3 separate regions of the Homo sapiens genome follow, and regions 1 and 3 are each linked to region 2. A link is an interaction called in ENCODE POLR2A ChIA-PET data of the cell type or tissue named here. Cell type or tissue: MCF 10A. All regions are shown on one strand. Each heading gives the region's core, and the rest is flanking DNA. Links, peaks and the distances in the headings are about the cores only.

Region 1 (3,707 bases), core at 771-3,270, 110 kb after region 2:
AATCGAATAAGAGAGGAAAGGAAAGAAAAGAAGGGAGAAAAAAATAGAATTCCAAAAGTCCAGAAAGGTACAGAAATGGAAAGTCAAAAAGTCACTCCTCCCACCCACCACCCGAGTCCTTCTCCCCAAAGGCCCCCTATGTCTACAGTTGATCGTGACTGATGTGACCGCGGGCGGGCCACGGAGCCTCTGTCTGAGCCTGTATTTCATCAGTTTGATGTGGAGAAAACGGCTCGTTGGTAGGATCCTTGAGGATGTAATGCGTGAACACTAAAGCGCTTACCAATACCGCCCCCGCACGTTAAGAACTGTATATTGTTGGCTGCTGCTCCTGCTGCTGTTGTTACCGTGATGCCAATCAGAAACATTAATATACTCACACATTTGTGTGCATATCTATAATTTTTTGACATAAAAATGAACCTATTATGCTCACTGCCGAGCACCCTGTTTTTTCTTCCCTCGAACTCTCCTTGGAGGGGAAGGAACCCTCGTAAGGGCCCTAATTCAGTGTTGCAGGCACACCTGCGATGTGCACATCCTCTTATACCTACTCTGTATATTTTGGAACACCGAAAAGCATCGCCAACAAAGTCTCCCCTCTGTATTTAAAAATACGAAAGTACCCGGCCTCCCCGTCGGGGAATCGAACCCCGGTCTCCCGCGTGACAGGCGGGGATACTCACCACTATACTAACGAGGACAAGCCGTACTGTGTTCCCTGCAGCTCCCTTCTTATGTCCATACCATTCTCTCGCTATCGTTCCTAACCTTTCCGGGCCATCCAGGCTCCGCGCCGGGCACCCTGGCTGCTGGGCTTATCCAAGGCGGGTAGAGGCCCCTTTGAGTGGCTGGAGGCACTGCACGTTCCGAAGCTAAGGCACCTGAACTAGCAGAGCGAAGGGCACTTCCTGTATCACCATCCCCAGAAAAGACCAACACAAGGGGTAGGGGATGTAGCTCAGTGGTAGAGCGCATGCTTTGCACGTATGAGGCCCCGGGTTCAATCCCCGGCATCTCCAGACTTTTCCGCCTTTTTCGGGCAAATTACAGTCACGTGGTTACAAAAGCTTGGAAGAGGACCCAGGCAACCCTCAACAACCTGCCTGCGAAGAAAGCTCCCTTGGAAGGGGCTGCGCCAGCACATTTCCCTGCCCCTAATCACAAATGCCCTGGGCCCCTCCACCGGAGATTCGCGTTCAGTAGGTCAGTGACGGGGCCGGGAATCTGCCATTTGAAACGAATACTCCCAGTTATTTGTTTCATCAAGCAGATAGAAAAACATGGATTCCTTAGAAAGGTTCTGCAACTGACCATTCATTAACTCCTGAGGGCCTCATGTCAGGTTCCGTGCATGCACTGAGCACCTACTGTGTGCCGGGTAAAGTGTACGTCCCCTGGTATCCCTGGATAAGACAGGCCAGGCAAGCTTTCTCAGCCTTTTTGGACTTTATAGTCCAGTCCTGGAGACTTAACAATAAGCAAGTAGCGATACGTTTTATGAAGACAATAATAGCGATGAGATGGAAACTCAGGGGTGCAGGAGTGGGGGTTGCTTTAGATTAGCTGCCAGGGGAGACCTCTGCAGAAACAGTGCTTCCAGCGAAGGAAACGGCAGGTGCCAAGGCCCTGAGGCTGGAGGAAGGGCGCTCAGTGTTGAAGGGGCAGGAAGAAAGCCATGCCCTGGAGCTTAGTGAATGAGGATGAACTTTATCTTCGAAGACACTGGAAGGCCTGACGCAGGGGAACGCGACCAGATTCAGGTTTGAAAAGGCTCCCTCTGGCTGCCATGCGGAGAACACACCCTGGGCGTGGGTGGACGTGGGGAGATCGGGAAGGAGGTGCAGCCACCGCCCAGGAAGCTGCTGGAGACTTCCTCCAGGGGTGCTGCAGAGGAAGTGCGAGCCTGATGGAGTTCAGGACAAATGCTGGACGTGGTTGCATAGTATTTCCTAACGGAGGGGTAGCACGCTTTATTACCATTCCTCCTAGGGATTCGGGTAATTTTGTTTCCTCTCACTGAAGTCTTGTAGTCAGTGATCTGGTGCATGCGTTTTCCTTGCCTTCTGGCGCCGGTACCTCGATGGGGCAGATGTCCACAGGGAGCAATGCAGGGTCAAAGGGCATGGATACTTTTACAAACGTACTTCTCTGTCGCCCAGGCTGGAATGCAGTGGTGCGATCATAGCTCACTGCAGCCTCGAAATCCTTGGCTCAAGAGACCTCCCAGCCTCCCCAAAAGCTGAGACTACAGGTATACTTCACCACCTCCAGCAAATATTTTTCTTTTTTTTTTTTTTGTAGAGACAGGGGTCTCGCTATGTTGTCCAGGCTGGTCTCGAACATCTGGCCTCAAGTGATCCTCTCACCTCAGCCTTCCAAAGTGCTGGGATTACACGCATAAACACCATGCCTGGTTTATTTTAAATATTGCTAGATTTTGGGCCAGGCATGGTGGCTCACACTTGTAATCCCAGCCCTTTGGAAGGGCGAGGTGGGCAGATCACCTGAGGTCAGGAGTTTGAGACCAGCCTGGCCAACATGGTGAAACTTCATCTCTACTAAAAATATAAAAAATTAGCTGGGTGTGGTGGCACACACTTGTAGTCTCAGCTACTCAGGAGGCTGAGGCAGGAGAATCACTTGAACCCAGGAGGCAGAGGTTGCAGTGAGCAGAGATTGCACCACTACACTCCAGCCTGGGCAACAGAGCAAGACTCTGTCTCAGAAAAAAAAAATAAATAAAAACAATAAATATTGCTGGATTTTTTTCTAAAGGCTGTGGCAACTTACATATTCAATAACAATGTATGAAGGTGCTCTTTTCCTTATATTCTCAGCACTGGGTATGGCCATGATTATTAATTTTTCCAATCTGTTGGGTAGGAAGTAGAACTGAATTATTTCTCTGCTTTTTTCCTGCCTACTTTCTAGGGTGTGCATGTTTTCAGGTATCTACCAGCCATGCAGATGCAGGTTTTTGTGTTTTTTTTTCCAGATGGGAATCTCACTCTGTCATCCAGGCTGGAGTGCAGTGGTTGATCTCAAATCTCCACAACCTCCACTTCCTGGGTTCAAATGATTCTCATTCCTCAGGCCCTCGAGTAGCTGGTATTACCGGTGCGCGCCACCATGCCTGGCTAATTTTTGTATTTTTTCATTCAAGACGGTGTTTGGCCATGTTGGCCAGGTTGGTCTCGAACTCCTGGCCTCAGGTGATTTATTTGCCTCGGCCTCCCAAAGTGCTGGGATTATAGGTGTGAGCCACTGCACTCGACCTTAGATGCAGTTTTTTTTTGTTTGTTTGTTTTTTTGAGAGAGAGTTTAGCTCTTGTTGCCCAGGCTGGAGTGCAGTGGCACAATCTCGGCTCACTGCAACCTCTGCCTTCTGGTTTCAAGTGATTCTCCTGCCTCAGCCTCCCGAGTAGCTGGGATTACAGGCGCTTGCCACCACGCCTGGCTAATTTTTGCATTTTTAGTAGAGACGGGGTTTCACCATGTTGGCCAGGCTGGTCTCGAACTCCTGATCTTGTCTGACCTCGTGATCTGCCAGCCTCGGCCTCCCAAAGTGCTGGGATTACAGGCATGCATGAACCACCACGCCCGGCCTAGATGTAGCAACTAATTTTTTCATGGCCTTTGCCCGTTGTGTTTTTCTCACCAAATTGCAATAGCTCATCCAATAGTATGACGCTGTTTATCATGTT
Region 2 (3,707 bases), core at 709-3,208:
TAACTGTCATTGTGAACATGTTATTTCTTGAAAATAACATACGAGCCACCGTCCGAACATTGGCCTACAAGCCCCTCTGCCTGGTCTGGCCCCTGTGTTCTCTCTGGCCCCACATCCAACTGTAGCAGGACAAGTCACAGACAAAACTCCTCAGACACCGGATTAAAGAAGGAAGAGGTTTTTATTCGGCCGGGAGCATCGGCAGACTCGCGTCTTAAGAGCCGAGCTCCCCGAAAAAGAAATTCCTAGCCCTTTTAAGGGCTTACAACTCTAAGGGGTCCATGTGAAAGGGTCATAATAGATCGAGTAAGTGTGAGGAACGTGACTGGGGGCTACATACATCAGCTAACAGAACAAAAAGTTTTACAGTGCTTTCTCATACAACGTCTGGAATTTACAGATAACACCAGTAGTTTTGGTCAGGGGTTAATATTATTATTATTATTATTATTTTAACCACCAGGGCCAGGTGGTGGCGCCAAGGTCGTCTAGCTATTTATCTTACTTCTGTTTCTTTCCATCTTTTTGCTTTCTCCCTTTTCTCCTGTCTTATAAACTAGGGAAAAGGGGAGGCTGGGGAGAAGCTGGGAAGGACAACAGCAGAAGCGGTGGTCTCATTCCACAACCACTGTCTGTTACTCAGCCCAGCCCCACAGCCTCCTTGCTATCCTGTCCAAGAGGCCACGCTCCTGCCCCAGGGCCTTTGCACCCACTGCTTCCTCCTAAACACGTGGTCAAATCCCTCACCCCTTCGAATCTCTGCTTACATGCCCCCTTCTCAGAAGGCTCATCCAACCTGCCCCTAAAACTCCTGACCTCCCGACCTGCCGTGTTGTTTCCATGCTGCTTGTGGCCTTCGAGCACACGGTATAATTAGCTTATCAGGTTTATTGCTGTCCATCTGTATCACCTGCCTGGCCATAAACCCACAAGGGCAAGATCCTCAGCTGCTTTGTTTGGCGATGTGTCTGTCCTCAGGGCCTGGGACAGCTCTTGGCACCTTGCAGGAGCTCTGTAAATATTTTCTGGGTGAATGAGCAAAAGTGAGACCTGAAACCATATAATCAACGTGGAAATGTCTAGCGGGTGGTAACGCTAGTCCTCCTTTGTGTGTTTTAAACAGCTCATACTTAAGAAGGGATTTTTTTTTTTTTAAATACACAGAGAGTACCGCCTGTTTAGGCCGGGGCAACAACTCGGTAAATGTGTGATGGATGAGATGAAGATTTCATAGACATTAATTTTTAGCATTCTCTTCCTACCACCCACAGCACTCTCCCCTGCACCTGGAGAGGCCCCTGACCTCCAAACCTAACACCCCGCTCGCCCAGGTGCCACCTCCTCCATGAAGCCCACTGGAACGACCTCGGCCTACAGTGAGGCTGCTCTGACCTCATTGGGATTGCAGTTCATGCCCTGTACAATCATCCGCCCCATGCTAGATGCTATGCTAGGAATTTAAAGACACAGGGATGAACACGATGGGGCCCCTGCCCTGAGACGCCCCTGCCCTCAGACACCAGGGGAGCAGAATCGTCTGGACGATCTGCCCGGCCCTGTTCAGGTAGCGAAACACTTCCACCTACTTCACCTCTTAAATTCTCAATGGCTCATCTCATCGAAGCAGACACTGAGGCTCCAAAGCCAAATGCCTGACCAAGGTCACAGGAGCAGGGAGAGACAGAGCCCCAGGCTCCGTATCCACGTCTAGGCCTGTGCCCTCACGCTTCTCTCCTAGGCCATCCCCGCTGGGCTCCTTGCACGGGAGCTTCACAAATGAATCATTAACTTGACCTGGCCACTGAATTGCAAGGTCTAATTCCTCCTCCTATGAGAAGAGAAAACAGGCTTCCAAGAAACACACCTCTGACCAAATGAGCCAAGAAGCCAATTTGCCCAGACGAAGCCTAGTTCTGGGACAAGGCCAGGCCCTGCCCACTCTGGACCAGCAGTCAGTGGCTGACTACACTCTCAATCCCAGGGCTCCAGGCATCCCCAGCTCCATGGGGCCTTAAGATGCAGGAACAACTACGACACAGGCTAATCCAATCTGGGACTTGGGAACACCACACCCTTGGCTCATGTTCCAACTTCTTTTGATTTTTAAAGGACTAAGGTAAGAAGACTAAAATAAAAGGTTTTTACAAGAAACCCACGCTTGTAAGTTGCTTAAGCGAAGAGGTTGAGTCATTCCTGAGTCCTCCATTTTCCTCCCACCTAGCACCCTCCATCAGCAAGGCTGGGCTGCTCTCGCTTTAAAGCATGCCTCAAATCCATCCACTTCTCTCCAACACCATCCTGGCCCCCATCCTGGCTTGTATGGATGGGTGCCGTAGTTTCCCCGCTGTTTTCCTGCCTCTGCTCTTGCCCCCCGCCCCGTTCTCCCCACAGAATCCAAGTTATCCTTTTAAGATTAAAGTCAGAGCATGTCATTCTGCTCAAACCTCCCCCATGCCTCCCTATTTATCTCAGAATAGAATCTAAATTCCTGACAGTGACCTATGAGGTCTTGCACAACCCAGCTCCCTATAGTCACTCCAGTCTCCTCCCCCATTCCTATCTGCCTCGCTCACTCTGCTCCAGCCACACTGGCCTTGCTGTGCTCCTGAGCCACCAGGCAAGTTTCTGCCACAGGGCCTTTGCACTGACTCTTTGCTCCTCCAGGGGCAATCTTTCCCCTGATGCCCACAAAAGTGAGCCCCTCACTTCTCAAGTCTAAAGTCACTTTCTCCGTGAGACCTTCCCTGAGCAATTTTCAATCCCTTAACCATCTCTATTGAGCCCCACTGTATGGCAGGCTCTGCTCTAGGCCTGGGCACTTCAATAGTGAACAAAATGGATGAAAATACCATTCTTCCTAAAGCAGCCCTTCCCCCATCACATTATATTCATCACCCTGTTTTATCTCCCTGACATTATCAATATCTGAAATTTCTATGTAGTTGTTGATAAGTCCCCCTTCCTGCTGCCCGGAATTCAGTCACAATGGATGGAGCTAGAGCAGCCATCTTGGATCATGAGGCACCCTTAAGAATGAAAGCCACACATGAAGAAGGGCGGAGCAGAATAGGAGATAGGAGAAAGGATTCCTGTGACTTCCTGGAGCCACCCACCAGCCCTGGGTGGCTTAGTCATCAGAGAAATGTCCACTGGACTCACAGTGAGATCCCATGCCATACACCAGAATGGCTACAATGAAAAAGACTGACAATAACAAGTGCTGGTGAGGATGTGGAGCAGCCAGAGTGCTCACACATTGCTGGTGGAAGTGCATTAGTGCAGTCACTGTGGAATATACTTTTTCTACCAAAGCTGGACGTTCACCCTACAATATAGCAATCCCACCCCCAGTATTTGTCCCAGAAAAATGAAAGCATGCACCCACACAAAGATTATCCACAAATGCTCATAGCAGCCGTACCCATAACAGCCCAAAACTGGAAACAACACAAATGTCTACAAGCAAGTGAATGCATGACAAATGGGGACACACTCATACCATGGAATGCTACCCAGAGACAAAAGGGAATGACCAATTGAGACACACAATGACAGGGTAAATCACACACAGGGACCACGTGCATGAGTCCATATAAGTGACGTCCCGGGGAATGGCAAAACCAATCCATGGGGATAGAGGTGGGGGCAGCAGGACCTCAGGGGTGGATACTGACAGGGAGGGGTGCGGGGGAGGCGTTTACACTTGG
Region 3 (3,707 bases), core at 771-3,270, 78 kb after region 2:
GAGAGTTTATAAATATGCCCCGTTTTTCTATGACCATCGCTATGGGAAGAGATGAATGTGTTCTAACCTGTTTCCCATCAAAACTTGTGTTCTAACCCCAAAAGGAAAAGCAGCAATAAAAACAACCAAAACATTTTTTAAAAATAGGTTCTATAGTTTCAAAAACAATAAAAAGAATAAGAGCCAAGCCTGGAGGTGCGCGCCTGTAGTCCCAGCTACTTAGGAGGCTGAGGCAAGAGGATGGCTTCAGCTGGGGAGGTTGAGGCTGCAGTGAGCTGTGATCACACCACTGCACTCCAGCCTGGGCGACAGAGGGAGACACCGTTTGTAAAAAAAAAAAAATTTTTTTTTTTGAGATGGAGTCTCCCTCTGTCACCCAGGCTGGAGTGCAGTGGCGCAGTCTCGGCTCACTGCAACCTCCGCCTCCTGAGTTCAAGCGTTTCTCCTGCCTCAACCTCCCGAGTAGCTGGGATTACAGGTGCATACCACCACGCCTGGCTAATTTTTGTTTTGTTTTGTTTCGTTTGTTTGTTTTTTTGAGACGGAGTCTCTCTCTGTCTCCCAGGCTGGAGTGCAGTGGTGCAATCTCGGCTCACTGCAAGCTCCGCCTTCCAGGTTCACGCCATTCTCCTGCCTCAGCCTCCCAGGTAGCTGGGACTACAGGCGCCCGCCACCACGCCCAGCTAATTTTTTTTTTTTTTTTTTTTGTATTTTTAGTAGAGACGGGGTTTCACCGTGTTAGCCAGGATGGTCTCAATCTCCTGAGCTCATGATCCGCCTGCCTTGGCCTCCCAAAGTGCTGGGATTACAGGCGTGAGCCACCACTCCCGGCCTCCTCCAGCCCCATCTCTTCACATGCTTTTCCCACCTCAGTTATGCTGGTCTCCTTTCTGTTCCTCAAATATGCCCAAGTCTTCCAGCCCCAGGGCCCCCGTGCTATTTCCTGCCTCTCCACCTTCTGCAAAGCTAAGGCCCATCTTCCAGGTCTCACATAAATACTGTCTTTCCCGAAAGCCTCTTCCAACCATCCACAAGCAGGATCCCAAACTCCTCCCATTCAACCTGACAGCCTCACATAGCTCCTGTCACCATGTGTAATTTTTGCTTACTAGCAGATCAAAGAACAGAAGCAAGCCGTTTGATTGTTTCTTTTTGTTTTGTTTTGTTTTTAGACAGAGTCTCACGAGCCTCCTTACAAAATAGAAAAGTCAATGGGATTTCAGGGAAAATGGATAATCTTCGTTGGGGGCAGTCAAGGAAGGCTTTGTGGAACCTTTGAATTAGATCTTGACATTATATCTTGACAGTACTTTGAATAAATACAAATAATGTTATTTTTTTGTTAAGACTCATGCAACCGCATCTATGTAAATGAATCCGTACATAGTATTCATTCGAGTGTGAAATCAGACTTTGGGATGCTTTAAAATTTAACAGTCAGGAACACTTACTCTATTTTATGGACTTAAATTTGTTGAGGTGGCAGGGAACAACTTGAGTGAAGGGTGGGACATGGCAGTGTGTATGTGGGGGAAAAAGGTGGCCAGCAGATAAGGGAAGCAGGGGACAGAGTATTTTGAGGGATTAGACCTGACCAGCTATAACAGGAAATAGAGGCTGTAGATTGAAGGATAGCTACAATGGATGTTATGGAGAAATTCCAACTGGGGTGGAAACATGTAGCTGCAAAATTGGAAGAGCAGCTTATTCTAGGCAGAAAAGAAGAAAGTAAAAGGCATCTGAGGGGACACTAAATTAATGCTTACTGATAAGTAAACAAGCCTCTGGAAGTAGAAAGGTAAAAGCATAAATTGCTTGGTCAACCACAACCGCTTGGGAGTGCTGCAGGCTTCATGACTAAACCAAAGTCTGTCCCTGAAGCTCCCTCTTCCGGCAGAAATAAATACTGCACACTAAGCTGGCTGACTCCTTTAATTAAAAGGTGCTTGCCAATCTCTAAACAGTATACCTGTATGGGAGTCATAATTGTAATATCTTGGTGAGGATTTTGTTGTGCTTTCAGGCAAACCATAAAAGGAACACTAATTTAAATAAATACAAACAATGTTATTTTATTCTTAAGATTCAGGCAACCACATCTATGTAAGTGAATCCTTACATGGTATTCATTCAAGTGTGAAACCAAACTTTGGGATGCTTTAAAATTTAACAATCAGGAACAAGACTCTGTTAAAAAAAAAAAAAAAGAAATGTTAGAACTCTGTCAAACTATAAAAATATAAAGTGAAATAGCACAGTGCAGACAGACTGTACAGACCAGTGTGCTACCTTTCATGTAAAGGGGAATTACATATATTATATATATGATTTTTTTATTATTTGTGTATATACAGTACTCACTGTATATGCATAAAGTCTGCAAGTACATGCTGGGGGGAAGGGGTGGATGGGAGACAAGGATGGAAGATTTTTTTGTTGTTTTTTTTTGGAGACCGAGTCTCGCTCTGTCACTCAGGCTGGAGGGCAGTGGCACCATCTCAGCTCACTGCAACCTCCACCTCCCAGGTTCAAGAGATTCTCCTGCCTCAGCCTCCCGAGTAGCTGGGACTACAGGCATGCATCACCACGCTCAGCTAATTTTTGTATTTTATTAGAGATGAGGTTTTGCTATATATATATATATATATATATATGAATATATGAATATATATATATGAATATATGAATATATATATATATATGAATATATGAATATATATATATTGGCCAGGCTGGTCTCGAACTCCTGCCCTCAGGTGATCTGCCCACCTCAGCCTCCCAAAGTGCTGGGATTACAGGTGTGAGTGGCCTGGAAGATTTTTTATTATATACTGTTTAAAAGTTTTTAAGTAGTTGAAACACATGAAGACATCACCTCAAAAAGTTATATTAACAATTCAAAAATATGCACATTAAGGATTAATTTTTTTGAAAAATTTAAAAATTGAGAAATATCATGGGACAGTAACACAGTAATCATGAAGAATTATAAAAATAAGTGCTGGCCGGGCGCAGTGGCTCAAGCCTATAATCCCAGCACTTTGGGAGGCCGAGGCGGGCAGATCACAAGGTCAGGAGATCAAGACCATCCTGGCTAACACAGTGAAACCCTGTCTCTACTAAAAATACAAAAAAAATTAGACGGGCTTTGTAGCGGGCGCCTGGAGTCCCAGCTACTCGGGAGACTGAGGCAGGAGAATGGTGTGAACCCGGGAGGTGGAGCTTGCAGTGAGCCGAGATCACGCCACTGCACTCCAGCATGGACAACAGAGCGAGACTCCGTCTCAAAAAAAATAAATAAATAAGTGCTAAGGCTGATTATTTTATTAGCCCTAAGAATCCAATTAAAATAGAAATCTTGTATTTATGCTATTCTTTCAAAATCTTTATGTAAAGCAAGCTTTTAATAGGATGTTATAAAAATAGATTTTGCTCCTTGTGTTCAAGTTTCTCCTCTTGAAATTGCACATTTTACATTTTTTAAAAAATTAAAATTAAAAAACAAAATAGTATGATAGTGTTAATTTGGCAGTTCCAACTTTAGTAACCTATCTTACAGAAATATGAATAGACAAAATAAAGATGTGTGAGGATGTACTTTGCAGCAGCATTATAATAGCAAAAACCTGGAAACAAATATTGATGGACAGGTTAAGTAAATCATAGGACATTCATACAATGGAATACTAGCAAAAATATTAAAAAGA

What was found. ChIA-PET counts read pairs that join two places held together with the same protein. Peaks named below come from ENCODE experiments on the same cell type or tissue, not always from the same donor. Only the 100,000 strongest peaks of a DNase experiment are listed, where the experiment ranks them.
Region 1: POLR2A ChIA-PET joins it to region 2 with 11 read pairs; 3 of 35 experiments call an interaction of 5 or more read pairs at or near these places.
Region 3: POLR2A ChIA-PET joins it to region 2 with 17 read pairs; 17 of 35 experiments call an interaction of 5 or more read pairs at or near these places.

The regions. Positions count from the first base shown.
Region 1 is chr12:124,939,016-124,942,722 of GRCh38, forward strand. It overlaps TRA-TGC4-1 (tRNA-Ala (anticodon TGC) 4-1), which reads left to right and starts at 951; the gene lies at 951-1,022. It overlaps TRD-GTC2-10 (tRNA-Asp (anticodon GTC) 2-10), which reads right to left and starts at 703; the gene lies at 632-703. RefSeq lists enhancers at 1-207, 246-485 and a silencer at 666-745. In MCF 10A, for the core only: a CTCF peak has its summit at 1,799; DNase peaks (open chromatin) are centred at 866 and 1,796.
Region 2 is chr12:124,826,984-124,830,690 of GRCh38, forward strand. All of the region lies in intron 1 of SCARB1 (scavenger receptor class B member 1), which reads right to left. Among named protein-coding and RNA genes, the nearest start is that of SCARB1, 35 kb to the right of the region's middle. RefSeq lists an enhancer at 1,134-1,313. In MCF 10A, for the core only: no CTCF peak of the experiment used is centred there; DNase peaks (open chromatin) are centred at 1,888 and 2,528.
Region 3 is chr12:124,905,075-124,908,781 of GRCh38, forward strand. No RefSeq gene overlaps it. Among named protein-coding and RNA genes, the nearest start is that of UBC, 7.7 kb to the right of the region's middle. In MCF 10A, for the core only: a CTCF peak has its summit at 1,861 (motif pointing left); a DNase peak (open chromatin) is centred at 1,867.